3 separate regions of the Mus musculus genome follow, and all the other regions are linked to region 3. The links are chromatin contacts, found by Hi-C or POLR2A ChIA-PET in ENCODE. All regions are on one chromosome and are shown on one strand. Each heading gives the region's core, a stretch centred on a gene start or an enhancer-like site at or near the end of the contact. The rest is flanking DNA. Distances are from core to core; before and after follow the strand shown. Region 1 holds the start of Elmod2 (ELMO/CED-12 domain containing 2). Region 2 holds the start of Tbc1d9 (TBC1 domain family, member 9). Region 3 holds the start of Tecr (trans-2,3-enoyl-CoA reductase).

What was found. A loop is a pair of places that touch in the nucleus more often than their neighbours do. ChIA-PET counts read pairs that join two places held with the same protein, here RNA polymerase II (POLR2A).
Region 1: a loop to region 3 is called in a map of heart, with 5 times the contacts of the local background. The contact joins the promoter of Elmod2 here to the promoter of Tecr in region 3. A Hi-C loop is called at or near these places in 2 of 37 maps with a recorded cell type or tissue (adrenal gland and heart). POLR2A ChIA-PET finds 5 or more read pairs at or near these places in 1 of 5 experiments (embryonic stem cell).
Region 2: a map of v-Abl transformed pro-B cells shows a loop between it and region 3 (2.2-fold over the local background). The contact joins the promoter of Tbc1d9 here to the promoter of Tecr in region 3. A Hi-C loop is called at or near these places in 1 of 37 maps with a recorded cell type or tissue (v-Abl transformed pro-B cells). POLR2A ChIA-PET finds 5 or more read pairs at or near these places in 1 of 5 experiments (embryonic stem cell).

Annotation. Positions count from the first base shown.
Region 1 is chr8:83,329,659-83,334,707 of GRCm38, forward strand. Elmod2 (ELMO/CED-12 domain containing 2) reads right to left here and starts at 2,828. Exons shown (of 9, transcript NM_178736.5): 1 at 2,692-2,828; 2 at 1,453-1,600. The coding sequence starts at 1,594. It overlaps Gm32327 (predicted gene, 32327), which reads left to right and starts at 2,961. Exons shown (of 2, transcript NR_168721.1): 1 at 2,961-3,392.
Region 2 is chr8:83,164,083-83,168,587 of GRCm38, forward strand. It overlaps Tbc1d9 (TBC1 domain family, member 9), which reads left to right and starts at 1,270. Exons shown (of 21, transcript NM_001111304.1): 1 at 1,270-2,122. The coding sequence starts at 1,993.
Region 3 is chr8:83,593,108-83,598,052 of GRCm38, forward strand. It overlaps Tecr (trans-2,3-enoyl-CoA reductase), which reads right to left and starts at 1,384. Exons shown (of 13, transcript NM_134118.5): 1 at 1,233-1,384. The coding sequence starts at 1,247. D830024N08Rik (a long non-coding RNA gene) reads left to right here. Exons shown (of 3, transcript XR_003947410.1): 3 at 3,881-3,921.

The sequences.
Region 1 (5,049 bases), core at 1,578-4,077, 260 kb before region 3:
TGAGAATTGTAAGAAAGATGCTTTTTGCCTCAAAGTAAACCTTTGAATATGCTCTTTCCCCACACTGTAAAGTGCCAACCAGTACAGACTGCAGAGGTCTGTGTTAAGAGGCACTTGGTTCTTCTGAGCAAGTGTGTGTGCAGGGGTGTGTGTGTGTGTGTGTGTGTGTGTGTGCAGAATTGTGCTTTATGCCTCATTCAGCCACAAGACACTCTGCCATTCTTCCTTGTCATCCTGGGTACAGGGTCTGCTGTCCACACCTCACTCCCTTGGACGTAAAGAGCATCAATTCCTTATTCAAGGCATTTTTGATCAACACAAAATAGGAGCTGGTTAATTCTTGACTTTCTACTTAACACAGCATCATGAGCTGTGGCTCCGCCCAGGTCTCTCTTACCATTTCTACAGTAACTTCAAACCACATTTCTCAGCCATCTGAGTTTGAAGTCAGAACAACATTTTCAATTAAACACTGAAAAACTGTCATTTGACAGAAATATAACACAAGCCAAATTGAGCCCCATGTATACCATAGACATTTCCACAGCTATATTAAAACAAAATACATGCAATTTTTATTGCTCTAACAACTTATATTATCACTTGACTGTATTACAAATACAATTATCATACATCTTTACACATTTTTTCATATAAGTCTTTGAAATCCAGTGGGTATCTTACAGGTAAAGCACAACTCAATTAACATCATGCAGACTTCAAGTGCTCAGAACCATGTGGCCATCACTGTGAGCCTGGACCAAGTAGGTTCTAAAAGTCTTTCCTAGGACCAATGAGTAATCTGTCCATTCAGAAATAAGAGTCAAAAGTGAGAAGACTGATTATTGAGGCCTCAAAGTAGGAAAACAGATAACTGACTCTTCAATCTTTTTTTTAATTAGGTATTTTCTTCATTTACATTTCCAGTACTATCCCAAAAGTCCCCCATGCCCTCCCCCCTCACCCCCCCCCCACACTTCTTGGCCCTGACGTTCCCCTGTACTGAGGCATATAAAGTTTGCACGACCAATGGGCCTCTCTTTCCACTGATGGTCGACTAGGCCATCTTCTGATTCATATGCAGCTAGAGACACGAGCTCCAGGGGGTACTCTTCAATCTTTACCTCATACATTTGTGTAAAAATTTCAAATGGAAGAGAGAATAATTTTCTAGTAAACAATTGAAAATATAATCTGAATAATAACTGATACATTTTTAAGACACCCAAAAGGCTCGTTTTTTGGATACATATGGGATGTTTTAGGAAGTTTCTTTTTATATATTCAGTGCTCAATTCAATAGTCAGTAGTAGAATGAAAAGAACTTAAAGACCACAAAGCTTAAGAAACTCAGCTGCAGTGACTCGCTCAAATCAAACTCCCATGGGGTGAGCAGAAGAATTCAGTTAGGTTATAATTAATGTTGAATTTTCTTTATTTTGAAGGTATTACCTATTCTGTAGGTCCTCTGTGCCCCTCCATAGGTGTCAAAAATTCGCTGCAATTCACATTTCCCAGTCATCTGCCGTAAGAGCCATTTCATCCAAAATCGGAAAAAGTGTCCATAGAAAAACTCCCACAGAGACACGAACATGTTTCCCTGGAAAGAGGATATAAACACACAAGCTTAACGGTCTCAAACTGGAATTATAAAACTGAAAAAGAAATTAAGTTGATCCAACTCCCCAAATGATAATGAAATATATTATTCCATTGTGTCTATTTTGTGAGTGTTTAATTCATCAGGCAAGGAAATAACATACAACAGCTTAAATAATGATTTGCCAAATGGTCACTTGAAAAAAAAATGTAAAAAGTAGCCAAATAACTGGCCAAATTATTTAATCGCTAAAAAGAATAACCACATTTCATTTTTGCCAAATATTATATTTAATATTTTGGATTCATACTTCCGTTTTTCATCCCTTGAAACTTGGAACAAAGAAGTTCAAGAATAAAAGGACCAACCGAGCAACAATTTCAAATCTACCACACATCAGATGTGGCTTCCCAAAAAATGAGCTCTTCTCAGCCTTGGTTGAGAGCGCGCCCAGCTGTCCCTGTCAGCTGACTCCGACAAATGAAAACACTACAAGTGGCTTACAAACTGAAGCATACAGGTTGGGAAACCGAGCAGATGGCATCCTGACGAATTCATCATTGTTCTAGTCAGTAGGTGAAGGGCAGAGACACCAAGAGGTTAAAAAACAAAAAACCCCACAAAATCTATACACTTGATATAACTGATCTTGCAATAAAACTCTTTTCGGGTGCTAAACGAAGGGGAGGAGGGATACCGGGAACTCCAGCCCTGGGATTCGCAGACACACCCTCTCTGCGCCCGGGCCCGAGGAGCTGTCAAATTCGAAATCCCCGCAAGGCAAGGCACCAGGTGTCGGTGCCAGACACGCGGATCAGGATCTTTAAAATGAGTCATCCCGTCGGCGCTTGTCGGGACGAAGCGGGCAGAAGTGCCAGGCGCAGGCAGGCCGTCCCGCCGAGCCCCAGGGCCTCGGGAAACCGAGTGCGAGCCCCGTGGGCACCGCGCCGTCCCGCCCCTCTCGCGCGCGGGAACGCTGCACAAAGCCCCGACGGCCCCCGCACCCTGCGGGTTATCCGCGGGACGCCAGCGAGGCTTGCGCAGCCGCACGCCAGCAACTCAGAGTGAGAGAAAAATAAAACAGCAGCCACCTCACAGGAGCGGAAGAACTAGGGGGAAGCTGGCACTGCCTCGGTTTCCCCAGCTGCAAACACCGGCAACGGAAACGACGCTCTACGTGGAGCGCTCCCTGCGAACACCGCGACCCGGAAGTCCGCACGGAGGCTGCGGGGGCGGGGTGTCTCTTGGCTCCGCGCCCCGCCTCTTCGTCTTCTTCCGATTGGCTCGCTCTCAGCCTATCGCCGGCGCGGAAGGAGGGGCCCGCGGGCAGGCGCGCCAGACGCTGGACGGTTCCCATGGCAACGGCGGCGGCCGCACTCCCAGCCCAGCGCCAACGAGTTCCCTGTGGACTCGGCCTGGGAACTTTGCTCTGGGCTTTCCGGGACTCTTCCACCGCGGGCGTGACCACAGCACTTTCACTTACATTTCCTAATCTGCGAAGTGATTATTTCCCATCTTTATGAGGCACAAAGGAAACTTGGGTCGAAGGCACTTTATGGATGACGCAAAAGAACTTGCGTGACTAAGTGTGTGCAATGAGAAGTTGCGAGTTTTTCCTCTGAAAACAAACATGGAACACTTAATTCATCAAACGTTCATTTCTTAACATCGTTTCTACTGGAGGAATAATCTGTGCCTTTTTTTTAAACCTCAAAAGTATGGTTTTTATGTGCTAGGTGGTCTTCTACAAGGGACTCGCACGCCAAACCAACCAGCAAAAGCATAGTATCAGGTGAAGCTGCCTAACAAAGTTATTAAGGGGATTAGGGAGTAGGGGAAGGGATCATTACATACAGCGGAATCAGCAAAGTAAGGATAAGCGTTACTAGAGGAGATGAGGGAGTGTGCTGGGCCAGCTTCAGGAGGAAGACTGATCCACAGGACAGTAAATGTAGAAGTCCTGGGTTAGGAATGTATTACAAAAGGCTGATGGCACAATAATGGGGTTGGTGGGTTGGATAAGAAAGAGCCAAGTGGAGAGAAGGCTAAATATAAAAGAAGTTAAAAATGAAACAAAAGAAATTCCTGAATTGGGCACGCTCATGCATGCCTGTAATTACATGCCAGCTGGAGGGTGATGTGGGCAGGGAGATCTGCAGTTCAAGGCTACTTAAGGATCTGCCTAAAAAAGTAGATAGATAGATAGATAGATAGATAGATAGATAGATAGATAGATAGATAGATAGACAGACAGACAGACAGTTTAGCCTCCTACCCAAACAAGATTCCTGGCTCCTTGGTCCCCTTGTCAGGACCAACCACTATTAGTTCCTTATACTTCCAAAAATATTCAAGCCAGTGTCTTGTCTATGCCCCATCCATCTCCGTGTTAGGTCTGATTAAGTGCGCAGTACATGCCTTTCCAATTTTTCTTTTTTTCAAGACAGGGTTTCTCTGTGTAGCCCTGGCTGTCCTGTCACTTTGTAGACCAGGCTGGCCTCGAACTCAGAAATCCACCTGACTCTGCCTCCTGAGTGCTGGGATTAAAGGCATGCACCACCACGCCCGGCATGCCTTTCCATTTTAAAGGTAGATTCTTCTTGTAGAGCATAAACCTATGAAGGGCAGACAAGCCACCACCTTTGCCCCATGGGAGTGAAATATTTCGTGGAGACCATCTCTCTCCCTGTCTCCAGTCAAGTTCTTGTCCCGCCCTCCTCTAAGAATGGAGTGGTCAGACAACAAAGACGTGTTATTGACACTCTGGGATTAACAGCCTTTACAAGATAAAAACTAGTTTAAACAGATTGCCATGTAGGATTTTACTATTCAGAGCCATTTGAACTCTCAGTTCCTGAAAGCATACAGCTCTAGCAGGTCACTGGACCAGCATGGTGGCCAAGCTGGGACTCAAGGCTCTGAAGCTGCAAGTCTGGAAGTCTACATCAGAGTAGGTATCACAGCAGTGGGTCTTGGAGTCAGGAAGCAGCTGCAGAGACAATTCCCTTCTTAGCCAGACTGCAAACTCTTGGAGAAATGAACCCTCTGCCTCAGCTGCTGGCCATATCCTGGAGCAGCCTCAGGTGAGCTCCCTGCCCAGAGTAGAAGGACCAGGGAGCCTCCAGTCAAATCCATCCCCCGGGAGTGTTGGAGGCAGCCTTTCTTCTATATGCTCCTGCAGTAAGCTGTTCTGTTTCTATAGCTTTGAGTATCCAAATTTATAGGTTACCAAGCAGGCCCTGATTGGCAAATCTTGAAAATGGGTATGTCCTGAAAGTGGAAGAATTAGAATTTAGGATCAATCAAGGAAGAGTTATCAAATCTAATGGGGTAGGGGTAAACCCAGAGACCAGCAAAAGTTCTCAGTCAAGTACACAGCTCTCTGTTAGAGTAGGAAAATGTAAAAGAAATCTCTTGGCCAGCCACACACCATCTTTGGCGCGAACCCA
Region 2 (4,505 bases), core at 20-2,519, 430 kb before region 3:
TTATGCTTCATGAGCCCAGAGGCTCTTGAGTGCAAAGCCATTCTGGGCTACACAGTGGGACCCTGTCAATGGACAGGTATCTAAATGATTAAACAAATCAGGGAGAAGACCCTTGTGGTGACAGGAAGAGAGCCTTGTACTTCTTTAGCACCCTCAGGGCTGGGCACAAAGCCTTGATGGAATGGCTGCCAGTTTGCTCATTCAGCTACTTGGAAGAGTCCTTAACACAGTCAGAAACACACCCAAACCGCTCTTAGTCCATCTGTACTGTTGTCATGAAATACTTGAGATGGTAACTCTTTTTGTTGTTGTTGTTGTTCGAGACAGGGTTTTTCTGTGTAGCCCTGGCTGTCCTGGAACTCACTTTGTAGACCAGGCTGGCCCCGAACTCAGAAATCCACCTGCCTCTGCCTCCCGAGTGCTGGGATTAAAGGCGTGCGCCACCACACCTGGCAAGATGAGTAACTCTTAAAGGAAAGACTTTTATTTCGCATGGTTGTCAAGGTCAGTAAGTCTACAACCATGTGGGCCACATCTGCTGCTGGTTCTGTCTGCTTCCTCACAGAGTTGAGCTGATGGATAAACTAACCCAACTCCTGTGTGCTGCTTTCTGTGTCTTTCTCCATTCCTGATGAGGGACCCCACTCGGCCTAATTGCCTCTAATGGCCCCACAGATTAATGCTGTCACAGTGACTGAATTTGGGGTTGGAAGGACACATTTAAATCATAGGTACACACATAAAAAATGTGTTTGAATGGTTTGGTTATTTGAAAAGAGGAGATTCTCACGATTGGCTAACTTTTGGGCCATTGCAGAGTCTAGTCAACAACTCTGGTCATCTGAAAAGGAAAACCTCTTTGGCTGAAAACATTTCTCCGATCTCTCGGGTGAATGCATTTAGTCGCGTACGATACGCAGTAAATGAGCTGAGACCAGAAAGGGATTCCAGGAATGCAGGGAAAGACAAATTGTTAAAAGCATAAAGTTGCCTGGTCTGAGTGCCTCTGGTTTAATTTTCATAAACAAACAAACAAACAAACAATGCTAGTGTCCCTCAAAGCTCCTAATGCCCAATATAGGAACAGCTGTGGGGAGAATTAGTTGGTTTAAGCTTTTGGTCTGTTTCCAACTTCTCTATAGCTTACGCCCTGTAGGTCAAGGAAAGAAGTGATGTAATGCATTTAGCTGGGCCACTTTAATTACAAAGGAATGGAAGGGGAGTGGCCACCGGTGGTGACAAGTTTAGCGCGTGACTTGATCCAGGGATGCAGGAAACAAAAACATTACCAACCATTGGCTGCGTCCACCTTGGACTCCTGGCTCTAGAGCCAGGTCTGGAACCTGGGAACACACGTTTCCGGGGCAGGGGTGGCGCTGTCCCGCCGAGCGTCAGCCTTGAATACACACGCCACACGCAGGCTCTGGGAGCGGGGCAGCTTCCTCCCTGCTGGGATGGGCGTGGGGCCCTGCGCTCCGCACACAGTCCCTACCGGGCTCGCGAGAAGCCACCCGCGGTCACCCGGGCTCGCGGCGACTGAGCCGCGCTGTCGTCATTCATTCCCAGCGCCGGGAGCGTCCTTCCAGCTCGTTGCCCCGACGCGCAGTGTCCACGAGCGGTGATCTCGGGCTCGGCAGCTGGTGATCACGGCGCCCTGGGGGCTCGGATTCCCGCACAAGCTCGCCCTTGAACACCGCCGCGCCCTGAGACCGAGCCCCGACGCTTGCTCGCCCTGCGGTGGGCAGGGCCGGGCTGCGAGGCTGTGCACTTGGCGAGCGAGGAGCCGTAGGGAGGATGCTACTTGCTGGGTCCCGATCCCCGTCGTCGTTCCCGGCTGCCCGCTGGGTCTTTGTCGCGGGCCGGGAGCCGCGGGCCGCAGCCTGCTGAAGGCCGTCGCGGCCCCGCACCCACGGGCGGGAGGGCGCGCGTGTGCCCGGGAGAGCGCGCCAGTGTGCGGGCCTCTTTGTGCGACTGCCCGCGGCCACCAGGACCATGTGGGTGAATCCGGAGGAGGTACTGCTGGCCAACGCGCTGTGGATCACCGAGAGAGCCAACCCCTACTTCATTCTGCAACGAAGGAAGGGCCACGGGGGCGACGGGGGTGGCGGCGGCGGATTGGCGGGTAAGAACGGGCACTGCGGGAGGCTCCGCCCGGGGCTCTGGCTGCGGACACCCGGGACGCCGCCCGGTCTCCGGGGCTGGGCCTTTTGCCGGCCCTGTCTGGGGGCCTGGAAGGTGTCTCGAGTTGTGATTTTATTTTCCCCCAGACTAGGAGAGAAACGCCTCTTTCCTGACCCTGTCGGGCGATGGGGTCTTTGAGTTCTGGGTGACCCATAGTGGGTTAAGATGAAATTAGCAATGAGTGAATTATTAAGAATCGAACGCCGGGTTGCATACTCTCCCTACCCCCCTTTAACATACTGCTGAATGTATTGAGAAGAGAGATGGAAGATGCTTAGCTTGGACTCAGCTGTCTTTATGGGCAATTAGGTATAAAATACCCTTTTGTTACCAGGGAAGCAATCTGTCAAGAGGCTGATGTGGTCACTTCCTACATGACCTATGAGAATGAATAAGGAAAATGGAATTCTTTTGTTGCATGAGATCTGACATAAAACAAAGCAAGTTATTTGGTTCTGGTCATAAAAAGAATTCGCTGTATAACTGCATTTTAACTAGTTCAGTTAGTTCTCAAACTCCTTCAACAAAATGTTACCAAGATTATTAGCAATCTTTCTCTCTTATAACCCGGTTATTTCCATATTAACTAGCTGTTTTGCATAGGGGGAGGTTACAGGTAATACTGACTTTCAGTGCTAGAGATAGTGGGCCTTCCTTCATGTACTAGAATATTTATTATAGCCAAAGTCAGTGAAAGACATAAGTAGATGGTTTACTAGGAGAGAGACTGCAGACATGGGATGGACTGCTGACATCTTCGGGGTTGGGACCGCATTTCCCAGAGTTTGAGTGTTAGGTAAATTGCTCCCACAGTGCCCGCTGTGAGAGGATAGTTCTTGATGAGGTGAAGACATAACTGTGATGTTTATAAACTGCTTTTTTTCACATTAAAATTCAGATGTTTTCCAGTACAGCATATGCTAGCGTGCTTATGTTTGAAATATTTGGCTAACGCAAGCAATGGCTTGTAGGTGACCTGATGTTCTTTACACCTTAAAACAAAACAAAACAAAACAAAACAAAACAACAAACAAACAAACAAAAACAGTGATATAGAAAAATCTGTAGAGTTGCAGATCTTGTTGTGAAAATCCTGGCTAGCAGTCTCAGAATCCTGACTAGCAGCCTCAGAATGTTCCAGTTCATTTTGTAGATGGTCTTGAACTGTGTATTTTAATGTGTTACTTACATTGTAGTTTGGGGGATGTGCCTAGGACAACAAACATGAATAAATGTTGAGTTTGAGTTTCTGTATCATGCACTAAGTATTCATCTTTCCCAGTCACTTGCACTAGGGTGTGAAAATTAGTCAGGGGGCTAGGTATATCTTCTTAACCTTCTGATTGTAGTCTGATATTTAGAATTCCAGTTTGGGAGTCCATTGGCATCTCATCTTGTCCACTTAGAATCTGTCATTGACTTAGTCTGCAAAGATAAAAATTCTATGTTTTAGATGCTTTTGTAGATGCTGTTTCTGGAACAATTGAAATGATCTTGGAGCGTATGGCTATTCCTGCCAACAAATGCTGCTTCTCACCAACGGTGGTGATATGCCTGGTCTGGTACATCGGTACTTTCTCAAACCTAGCAGGAGCATCTTGGAAGTAGTTAGTTGTACTATGTCTCCAATGTAGTAAAGTGGGGTTCATTCATAAATTGTGAGATCATTAACAAGTGTTTATTGGCAGTGTCAGTGTCATGATGCTTGCAGCTTAGTAGAAGAGAGATGACAAAAAAAAAATCATAAAGCCATTTAAAGTTATTAGTGTGCAGGGTACCAGCCAAAAAGCAGAGTTCAGCTTTCATCAAATGATGAGGCTTTACTGAGCACTTAGGAAGACAGAGGCTGGGTTGGTTAGCTGAGTCAAAGCAAGAAAGTCTGTCAGTGAATTAGACCTGAAAGACACAAAGCAGTGACTTCACCAGAGCAAATCACGCTGGAGCCAGGGAGGAGGTGGTCCATCCTGGAAGAAGCCGCCTCCTGCCAGAAAGAAGGATGGACGTGCCCTGCCTCCTCTGTCCTCCCAGCTAGTCTCCACTGGAGATGCTATGCACAGGTTTGCTTGCTTGCTTTTGTTTTCTTTTGTTTTTTAAGGCAGGGTTTCTCTGTGTAGCCCAGGGTGTCCTGGAATTCACCTGTAGATCTATCTGGCTGGCCTTGAGCTCAGGGATCTGTCTACTTCTGCTTCCTGAGTGCTAAGATTAAAGGTGAATCCATAGTTATTGATAAAGCTTTTGGTGAGGTGATACATGCATTTGACATACTTATTTAAGAAGTTTTAACTGAAAAATTTAAAGTATTTTTAAATAAAATTGCACAAAAT
Region 3 (4,945 bases), core at 134-2,633:
ATATTAGTATTCAACTTGTGATAAAAAAAAATAGGATTATTTCCTATGTATTGGAGGTTCCTGAAGTATGCCAATTTCCAGAGACAAGTGGTGGTTGCCAGGGGCTGGGGGAGGAGGGAATGGGGAGATACTGTACACTGCTGTACAGCTTCAGTTTTACAAGATCAAAGAGAGTTTAGAGTACTTGCCTAGCAGGAGAAAAGCCCTGAGTTCTAAGCCTAGCACTACAAACTGAGGGAGCAGGCAGGGAAGGGGAAAAAAAAAAAAAACAAAAAAAACCCTAACCTAAGGCTAGGCTGAGGTTGACTAAATTCATCACAAATTTAAGATCTGAGGGGAGAAATACACACAACTCTCAGCTTGGCAGCTTTCATTTACCCGGAACCGCACTGCTAGTGGTTAGAAACTATGCCTTTGAAAAGAAATCTGCATTTCCTTTCTGTTCTGCAATTACTAGCAGGGACCTTCCAACAACTCACTGGACATCTCTGACTTTCACCTACATAGTAACAAACTACAAATCCCTCCGCAGAGGACTATGAGTCTGAGGACATAACAAAACCTCAGTAATACGGTAGTTAGCCCTGACTAATGTATTCTTACTATGAATGTGAGCAGTGAGTTACTGTTTTATGATGATTACTTAAAAGTCAGCAACAACGAAATTAGTATCATCAGGTCGAGAAGAGCATTAGAAGATTTGGTTTTAAGAGGAAAGGTGACCCAAGATACAGTCAGAAGACATGAGCTTCCAGAATGGTCTTGCGCATTCAGATTTCTTCCCTGGCGGTCACGGGCTGGCGTGACCCTGGAACCAACTCCCTCGCCGCCCAGGCATCTTGGCGAGGTGGGTGCGAAGGTCGGAAGAGGCAGGCTGGCTGCAGAGCCCCTCCTGAGCCCGAGGCGCTGACAACGTGCAAGGATTGTGCAAGAGAATCGTTCGTACCAAAACCAAGTGCTCCGCACCGCACTCCTCCTGAACACCTGCCACTCAGGCCATCAAGGATGCTGCAAGGAAGCTGCAAGCTTCTCCTAGGCCCTGCAAGACCCTAAGAAAAGGCATCCCCAAACAACCTGGGTGGCAGGTTTATAAATACCCCCCTGCACATGCGCAATGAGACTACACTGCGCCTGCGCCATGGCGGAGAGTCAGACCATAAAAAAAGGTTCCGAGGCCCTGCAGGACACTTGCGGTCTGCGGTAATCATGGCCCAGGGCCCCGCGCTGCTTACCTCGTAGTGCTTCATGGTTCTTCCACAGGATGGCACCTGCTCTGCTGCAACTGAGTGGCCGCCGTACCGCACCAAACACCACCCAGCTCCACACACACTCGGGGAGCAGCACTCCCGGACTCCGGCTCCGCCCCCCTCTATGCGTGCGTCCCTCCTGCCAATCAGCGTGGGGTGCACCCACTGCTCGCGCCACACAACTGACCAATCAGATTTCTCGATCCAAGGAGCGCAGCGGACCCCCTCCCCCCCACTTTGGCAAGCAAGATTAAAACCCGGCCACCCACCAATCAAAAGGAAGCCTGGGCGCCGCGCGCCCTCTGGCTCCGCCCATTGCAGTGTTGCGGTGGAAATCCAGCGACGTCAGGCTGAGGGGTCAATGCGGCAAAACGAGAACAAAGAGCTGCGTGGCCCGGAGAGCCAGGCTTGGGGTGAATTCGTAGATGTAGAGAAGCTCATCTAAGAGATGAGACCTCAGATTATCATCCATCACCAGGACCCTTGAAAGGACTCCAGATATCACGAATGGAGAAAGGAAAAGAAAACCTGCACCGCATTCTACAGGTGCCCCTCCTAAAACAGCTCCTGTCAGTTGAGCTGGCCCTAGAAGCAAAACCACCTTTGTCTCTGCCTGCGTTATCGTGTACAGTTTGGTTACTACTGGCCACATGTAGCTACTGAGCCCTTGAAATATACAGGAAAAAAATGACAGGTGCTGCCAGTCTAAAAATACAGGACATCAGAGAACAGTGCAGAGAAAGACGACATTACAGGGGCTGGTGAGATGGCTCAGTGGGTAAGAGCACCAACTACTCTTCCAAAGGTACTGAGTTCAAATCCCAACAACCACATGGTGGCTCACAACCACCCATAATGAGATCTGATGCCCTCTTCTGGTGCGTTTGAAGACAGCTACAGTGAACTTATTTTAATAAATAAATCTTTGGACCGGAGCAAGTGGGGTTGGCCAGAGCAAGCAGAGGTGTAGAGGTCCTAAATTCAATTCCCAACAATCACATTAAGGTTCACAACCATCTGTACAACTACAGTGTGTACTCATATATATAGAATAAATAAATCTTAAAAAAAAAAAGACATTACAAATGAAGGCATTTGGTATCCTACCTAATGGGCTCAATTCAATCCCAGGGACCCACATAATGTAAGGCCGGAACAGAGACACCATGGCACATGTGCAAGCACACATATACACACACTCTCATAAGTAAATATAAAATGTTAAAAGCCTAGTGCAGCCAGATTCTGCTTGCTGTAGTCTGCAGCCTGAATATATATATGTATATACTGCAGGAATAAATGTTCAGACATGGCATTTAGGGTTAGTTTAATAATATTATATAACAGGCCCAATAAAATTGTAGACTTTCTTGCCAGAAAAAGGGGGGAGGGGCTGTGGATCAGAACAGACGTTTTCAGTAGAAGAAATACAAATGGCTAACATATATCTCAAAGTATTCATCATTCTTTAGAGTTAGAGAAACAGAAATTAAACTTTGAGGCTTCATCTCATCTCTGTCAGAATGGATAAAACCAATAAAACAACCATTAACAAATTCTAGAGGGCGTGTAGGGAAAGGTAACCCCTTGTTCACTGCTGGGAGGATTGCAAACTGGTGTAGCCACTATGGAAATAAGTTTGAGAATTCTCAAAAAGCCAAAAAAATAAACCATATAATCCAGCTATACTGCTCCTTGGCATATGACCAAAGGACTTCTCACTCCACAGATACTTGCTCAGCCATGTTGGCTGCCATACACAGTAGCTAGGAAATACAACGTACGTAAACATTCTCTGATCGACGGCTGGCTAATGGCAGTGTGGTACATATACTCTGTGCAATACTATTTTGCTGTAAAGAAAACTGAAATTGTGAACTGTCAGGGTTCCACCCTGACACTCAGGTACCGATGTGGGGCGCAGAGCAGAGGAGAATGCCCTCTGGTCACTAACCCTCTTTTACTGTTCTGGGGACCAGGACTGGTGGCTTCTGGCAAGTGACTCCTGCTGATAGCAGTAGGAGATTAGGAAAAGAAATGGAATTACTTGGACTCTTTATTCTTTAACTCAGGGGCCTCTCACTGGCCTGTCGAGAAGCTCATTAACTCTTTGTGAGGGCTGGCAAGATGGCTCAGAGTTTAAGAGCATTGGCTGCTCTCCCAAAGGTCCAGAGTTCAGTTCCCAGCAACTACAAAGTGGCTCATTACTATCTATAATGAGATCGGGTGCCCTCTTCTGGCCTGCAGTATATATGCAGGCAGAACACTACGAAATAAATAACTGGCTCCACAGAGAAAGAAAAAACATAAAAAAGGAAGTCAGCCTGACATCTACACATTTATTTTTCTCCCAGCCTTTTTATAGCTTCTTAGACAAAAGTTCTTTATAAAATTACCTCACAGATAAAATGCTAAACAAAAGGGAGTCCCAGAAGATGTCAATAGTAAGTTCAAAGCAGTGTTTCATTCTATAAGCTCACAAGTTCAAAGCAACAGTTTCACATGCCCTTGCTTTTCCATAGTGCACACTTGTGGCCTCATCCTTGGACCTGATCTAGAATAATTGATTTGTTCTAAGTGTATTTTTCTTCCTAGTGCAATTTACATGCCATAACAAAGAACTCTGTTTACAGGCTGGAGAGATGGCTTATAAGGCGGGTTAAGAGCACTGACTGCTCTTCCGAAGGTCCTGAGTTCAAATCCCAGCAACCACATGGTGACTCACAACCATACGTAATGAGATCTGATGCCCTTTTCTGATGAGTCTGAAGACAGCTACAGCGTACTTATATATAATAATAATAAATAAACTTGGGGCAGAGCAAGCAGGGTCGGAGCAAGCAGAGGTCCTGAGTTCAATTCCCAGCAACCACATGGTGGCTCACAACCATATGTACAGCTACAGTGTACTCATATACATAAAAATAAATAAATAAATATTTTTTTAAAAACTCTATTTGCAGCTTTTTATTTTACCAGGAGCTTAAAATTACTTGAATCAATTCAAGAGTTCTATAAAATCATTATCAGGAATTATGAAATCATCAATTCATCTAAACAGCATTATTACATGAAAGTACACCTTCATAATGATCTGCAGGAAGTTTGCTCAATAGGGTGGGCTGATGCCCAGGATTCCTTAGCCTGTGTGATAGTGGCAGGAAAGACACAGCAGCAGCAAGAAGCAATCCTGGGGCGAAATCTCTGGGGTCCATGTCTCTCAAAGCACACCCATTGTTGCCATGCAAAATGGTAGGCCATCTCCAGAAAACTCACTCGCTTACCATAACTTTTCCTACATGGCTTGTGCCAATAAGCTTTGCAGGGAAATGAATGGAACATGGAACTCAAATTGATCCTATTAAATGAAATAACACAGACCCAGAAAGAGAAATGCCACAGGTGTTCTCAAATTTGAGGCTCCTAGCTCCAAATCTTTAGATTTAGGTCCATAACCTGACCTGCAGAAACCAGGAAAGTTAAAAAACCACAACAGGGGAGTACCAGAGAAGTGAGTGACGGGGGCCAAGTGTTATGAAGGAAGAAATCAGGGGATGGAGGTGACTTTAACTTCAGAATGGAAGAAAATGTCGATACAGAATGAGAAGGAGGAAAGAGTAATGAGTAACACTAAGGGTGTTTGAAAAGCCACAGTGAATCATGTTGTTTTATGTTTAGTTTTAATTATATATAATACA